Regions from separate parts of the Homo sapiens genome. Here region 2 is linked to region 1. A link is a loop called in an ENCODE intact Hi-C map of the cell type or tissue named here. Cell type or tissue: PC-9. All regions are shown on one strand. Region 1 has its middle 34 kb from the start of IYD. Region 2 has its middle 18 kb from the start of RAET1L.

Region 1 (2,500 bases):
ACCCTGGAATCCCATCCCCTACCTTAAATCAAGGGAGATGGGACATTTTCAGTTTGCTCATGGCGGGCCATTTTTTGACCCACATTTCAGTCAATCAACCCAGCAAACTGTTAGAGCCCTTTCCCTCTCCCTGTGTGCAACACTGCACGCAGAATCTCTGTTTGGTGGGCCCACACCAATACAGTTGGCCGGATCCAACTTGATGTTCCTTCTACCATTATCCCATACCCTTGATATCCCTCCCTGCACACTCTCCCTGGGTTTCTGTCTGTATAAATTGGAAACATAAAGTAGTTTTTTGCAGTGTAGTGCGCTCCTCACAAGCCACACGTCGACCCTCACCTTTAGGAACCTGCTGGAACTTGAGTCTGGTCATAGGTCTAGAAGCAAACAGGGGTGAGGGGGGCGGGTTCTGAGGAGAATCAGCATTGCCTTGCATGGCAACTGCCTCAGGGGAGGCCATTCACATTTCCTCTGGCCATGCAAGGTGAAACCCCTCGTAGGGATGTAGAAAGGCTGGTATCACTGCTGGGTAGGAAGGCCACATCTCCCGGGTTGGGGACAGCGCTTCTGCTGGGGCTTGCAAAGGCCACTTTTGCTGATGGTTGCGAGGTCTCTTTCACTGGCAGAAAAGACTCATCAGAATTTAGGGTCTCAGTGTCCCCAGCTTCATCAGGGTCTTCCCACACATCTCTGATCCAACGGACAGGATTCTATTCTGTCTTAATCAATGCCCTCACTTTACCAGTCATAGTAACGCAGCCAGTCTCAGTCTATGGCCTTCTTGTATTTATTATGGTGATTTTTTTTCTGTGTGTCTGGTTGTAGGGGGATTTTCACATTGAAAGCCAAAGGGGCACAGCACAGTCTCTGTCCTTGAGCTGCACCCACTTAACCAAAGTCCTGCCAGGCAGGCCTCTACTCCAGGTCTTCTGACTGCCACGTTCATATTGTTTTCACTCTTCACGGTAGCCAGGGATCCCACAGCCAAGGCCTGGGGGAGCACCTGACTAGTCGGTCGGGAAAGACACAGCCCCAAAGAGAAAAACCCAGGAGAGAAATTAGAGGGGAAAGGTGTGATCATGTCAGGATTTGATGGCTACACTGTGGTTCCTCTTGGTGACCAAGACCTCAATTCCACGAGCATTTGCCAAACACCTTTTAGGGCAGGTAGGTTCCATTCCTATACTGCCATCAATCCATAGGAACACAAGGATGAGAAGAGATAGTCCTGCCTCAGGGGTTTCCTATCTGTCAGGGAAGGTAGGTGCACAAATAGCCATACTTCTACGGTTCATGTTAATCTTCCTTTATGCAAATCTTCAGAATACAGTGTGGTTGTTTAGATAGAATCTAATAGGACCATGTAGGATCTATTGTCTAATAGGTAATTGTGTCATGGAAAAATAAAATGTATTAATTCAACATTTCATGGAAACTTTGCAGCAGCTTCAATTGGTCCTGTTTGTACCTCTCACCCCACCTTGTGGCCATTTATCTGAGTTGCAAGGTCAGTTCTTGGGTGAATCCTCTTGGAAAATGAATTTGCAGATCTAAATGTATCTTGAAATGTTACCAAACGTCTCAGAGAATGACAGCCTAACTGTTGAATGGGACATCTTTTGTACTTTGGAGCCCTGGAAACTTCTCAGTACATTTTGTCTGGCTGTTTTTTGAAACTGAAAAATATTACCTTTTCGCTTAGGTGGTTTTCATGAGTTGATTTCTAAAGAGGAAAGGATCTTTTAAGTGTTTTTTCCAGCCATGTTTTGTTAGACCAAGACAACCAGAGAGACAGAGAGAGAAAGAAAGAGAGGAAGAGAGAGAAGAAAGGTGAGGAGAGGAGAGGGGAAGAAAGAGAAAAATTAATAAAATACAAACAGTAAAACAACAACAACAACAAAAGCAAAACCAACTATTTTTGAAAGCACTAAATCTTAAATAGCACAAAAGTAAGATATTTTGTTCCAAATATATGAAGGCATTATATATGGCTATCCCATCTATCAAGTGCTGTATAGTTTTATGATCAAGACGTATTTATTAAGTAGCCTTTTTTTCCTACTAGGCATGGTGCAAAGTGAGTTAAGCAGATTAATTCCAAAGGCTTAAAGTAGCAACACCATTATTAAAAGTTACTATTATTCCAGAAGGAAAAATAAAATAGGAAAAATTAGCAGTTTGTTATTAGGTGTAAATAGTGATAACAAGAACTCAAATACTTGTTGGTGTCAAGAGATCGGGAATGGGAACCTTCAGTCTTCAGCCATGATCTTCATCAATTGGTTTTCCCATTATATGAGATTACATTTTGACATTTTCCACTCCAAAGCAACTTTAAGTCCTGTCTTCCAACCAATTGCTGCTCCTAACTCTCTCCTATAGAAATTGTGGAGCCACCATCTCTAAACATCCTGCCTAACAGGACTTCTAGAAGTTCGCCAAAGGTCTCCTCAACCCCAGTTCAGTGATATAATTTTGGTTTCTGAAGAGTGTTGAC
Region 2 (2,500 bases), 330 kb before region 1:
TGCACTAAAGCCACTGTCCAGGAAGGGCCACATGGAGAGCGGTCTGCAGGCCAACAGACACACGGGGGTGAGCAGTTCTCAGACTTCGGAGGGGCATAGCTTGGTGGGTCTGGGGATCTGTGTTGTGAGAAGAGCCTCCCATGCATAGGGCTGGGGACAAGGAACCCGGGTTAGTCCTGGAAGTAGGCCACTGGGAAGACCCTGGCAGCACCACTCGTGAGGCTGGGTGACCTGGGCCAGTGACTGGGGGAACAGGAGGAAGGCAGAAGGAGGCCAGCAGGAGAGCCTCCAGCAGGATAGCCAGGTGAGAGGAGAAGGGGCCTCTGTGCACACCTGGGCCCTCCTGCCTCACCCCTGCTGCCGGCATTTGGCCACCACACTCAGGCCAGCCCAGGATGGGCATAGAAGTGGCCCAAAAGTGACTGTAATGGCTGTGATTTAGAGATCATGCATTCAGACATGGAAGTCAGCTGATATTGCAGCTGAATATTCCTGTGCAAGGTTCTTCAGCTTTCTGGGCATGGATGTCCGCATGTGGAAAATGACAAATGCTATGAACACAGATGAAATGAGCAGATTCTACAAGGAACCCTGTCCTTGCACATGCTAAGGACCCAGGGCAGGTCTCCTATTTCAGTTGTGAGCCCTGCCGCCCTCCCTGAAGTCAGCAACTGCCAGGCCCACCCTGAGGAGAGCTGGAGCTCTGAACCCAGGCCGCGGCCTCTTCATGGCCCTGAGTGTGCTGTGAGGGGGTGGAAATGAAAGCGAGACCCGCAATCAGGACTCAGGCATGTTTTTCAGACCCACAGAGGATGATTTTTTTCTCCATCACCTGGTGAGCCTGACATGATGTAAGTGTGGTTGGAGGCTGAGTGAACCAGTGAATGAATGAGACAGTTGTGGGAGTGAGTGGGGCTGGGAGGAATAGCACAGGTGCAGAGGGGAGCTGGAGCGGAGGATGTAACCTCCAGGGGCCTGAAGGTGGCAGCATTGAGGTTGGTAAAATTTTTTTGCCCATTTTTCGTGTTTTAGTTTTTTTTTTTTAATTATACTTTAAGTTCTAGGGTACATGTGCACAACATGCAGGTTTATTACATATGTATACATGTGCCATGTTGGTGTGCTGCACCCATTAACTGGTCATTTACATTAGGTATATCTCCTAATGCTATCCCTTCCCCCTCCCCCTACCCCGCAACAGGCCCTGGTGTGTGATGTTCCCCTTCCTGTGTCCAAGTGTTGTCATTGTTCAATTCCCATCTATGAGTGAGAACATGCGGTGTTTGGTTTTTTGTCCTTGGGATAGTTTGCTGAGAATGATGGTTTCCAGCTTCATCCATGTCCCTACTTTTTTTTTTTTGAGGCGAAGTCTTGCTCTATTGCTCAAGCTGGAGTTCAGTGGGATGATCTCAGCTCAGTGCAACCTCCGGCTCCTGGATTCAAGTGATTCTCCTGCCTCAGCCTCCCAAGTAGCTGGGATTATAGGTGCCTGCCACTGTGCCTGGCTAATTTTTGCAATTTTAGTAGAGACAGGGTCTCACCATGTTGGCCAGGCTGGTCTCGATCTCCTGGCCTCAGGTGATCCACCTGCCTTGGCCTCTCAAAGTGCTGGGATTACAGGTGTGAGCCACTGCTCCCGGCCACAACTTGGAAATTTGTATGCCCACCTGGGTGTCCACAAAGATTTTCCAAGGAAGAGTAACTTTGGTTTTCAACCAGTCTGGGGTGCTTCATCAGGATAGAAACTTCTAGAAAACATAGTGTGATGATGGACAGCAAACTGCTGTCTTCATATGGTTTGACTGAGCCTAGGGCGCACCATGGCCAGGAAAATCTTGCCTTTGTTATTGTTGTTGTCATTATTATTATTATTATTATTTTATTATTTTTGACGGAATCTTGTACTGTTGCCCGGGCTGGTATGCAGTGGCACAATCTTCGTTCACTGCAACCTCCACCTCCTTGGTTCAAGTGATTCTCCTGCCTCAGCCTTCTCAGTAGCTAGGATTACAAACACCTACCACCACACCTGGCTAATTATTTTTATTTTTATTTTTAGTAGAGACGGGGTTTCACTATGTTGGCCAGGCTGGTCTCGAACTCCTGACCTCATGATCCGCCAGCCTTGGCCTCGGAAAGTGTTGGGATTAAAGCTGTGAGCCACTACGCCCTAGCCGAAAATCTTGTATTTAAGCAAAAAAGGAATGAGTCTGAAAGCAGGAATGGCATTGGGAAAAGATAAGGGGGCCAGGAGGAAAGTGAAGGAGAAAAGAAGGGTTAGGGTCTGAGAGGGAGCCAGGATCCAAGTATTTCCAGCCCCAGGGCCTGGAGTTGCAAGTGGGCGGGGCGGGGCCACTGGAGCTGTGACAGCATCGAGAGCCTCGGTGACTCACGTGGGGGCCCTCTGTTTCCTCCGGGTGTGTCACGCCCTGGGCTCCAGGTCCCCAGTGGCACAGGTGCTGGCACAGAGTTGGGTGTCTGCATCCAGCTTCTGTTCCTG

The links. A loop is a pair of places that touch in the nucleus more often than their neighbours do. Peaks named below come from ENCODE experiments on the same cell type or tissue, not always from the same donor. Only the 100,000 strongest peaks of a DNase experiment are listed, where the experiment ranks them.
Region 2: a loop joins it to region 1, with 5 times the contacts of the local background. A loop is called at or near these places in 3 of 110 quality-filtered maps.

What each region holds. Positions count from the first base shown.
Region 1 is chr6:150,333,835-150,336,334 of GRCh38, forward strand. No RefSeq gene overlaps it. Among named protein-coding and RNA genes, the nearest start is that of IYD, 34 kb to the right of the region's middle. RefSeq lists a silencer at 1,339-1,633. In PC-9, CTCF peaks have their summits at 1,515 (motif pointing left) and 1,714; no DNase peak of the experiment used is centred here; H3K27ac peaks cover 103 bases.
Region 2 is chr6:150,006,336-150,008,835 of GRCh38, forward strand. No RefSeq gene overlaps it. Among named protein-coding and RNA genes, the nearest start is that of RAET1L, 18 kb to the right of the region's middle. RefSeq lists an enhancer at 1-716. In PC-9, CTCF peaks have their summits at 999 (motif pointing right) and 1,210; a DNase peak (open chromatin) is centred at 2,396.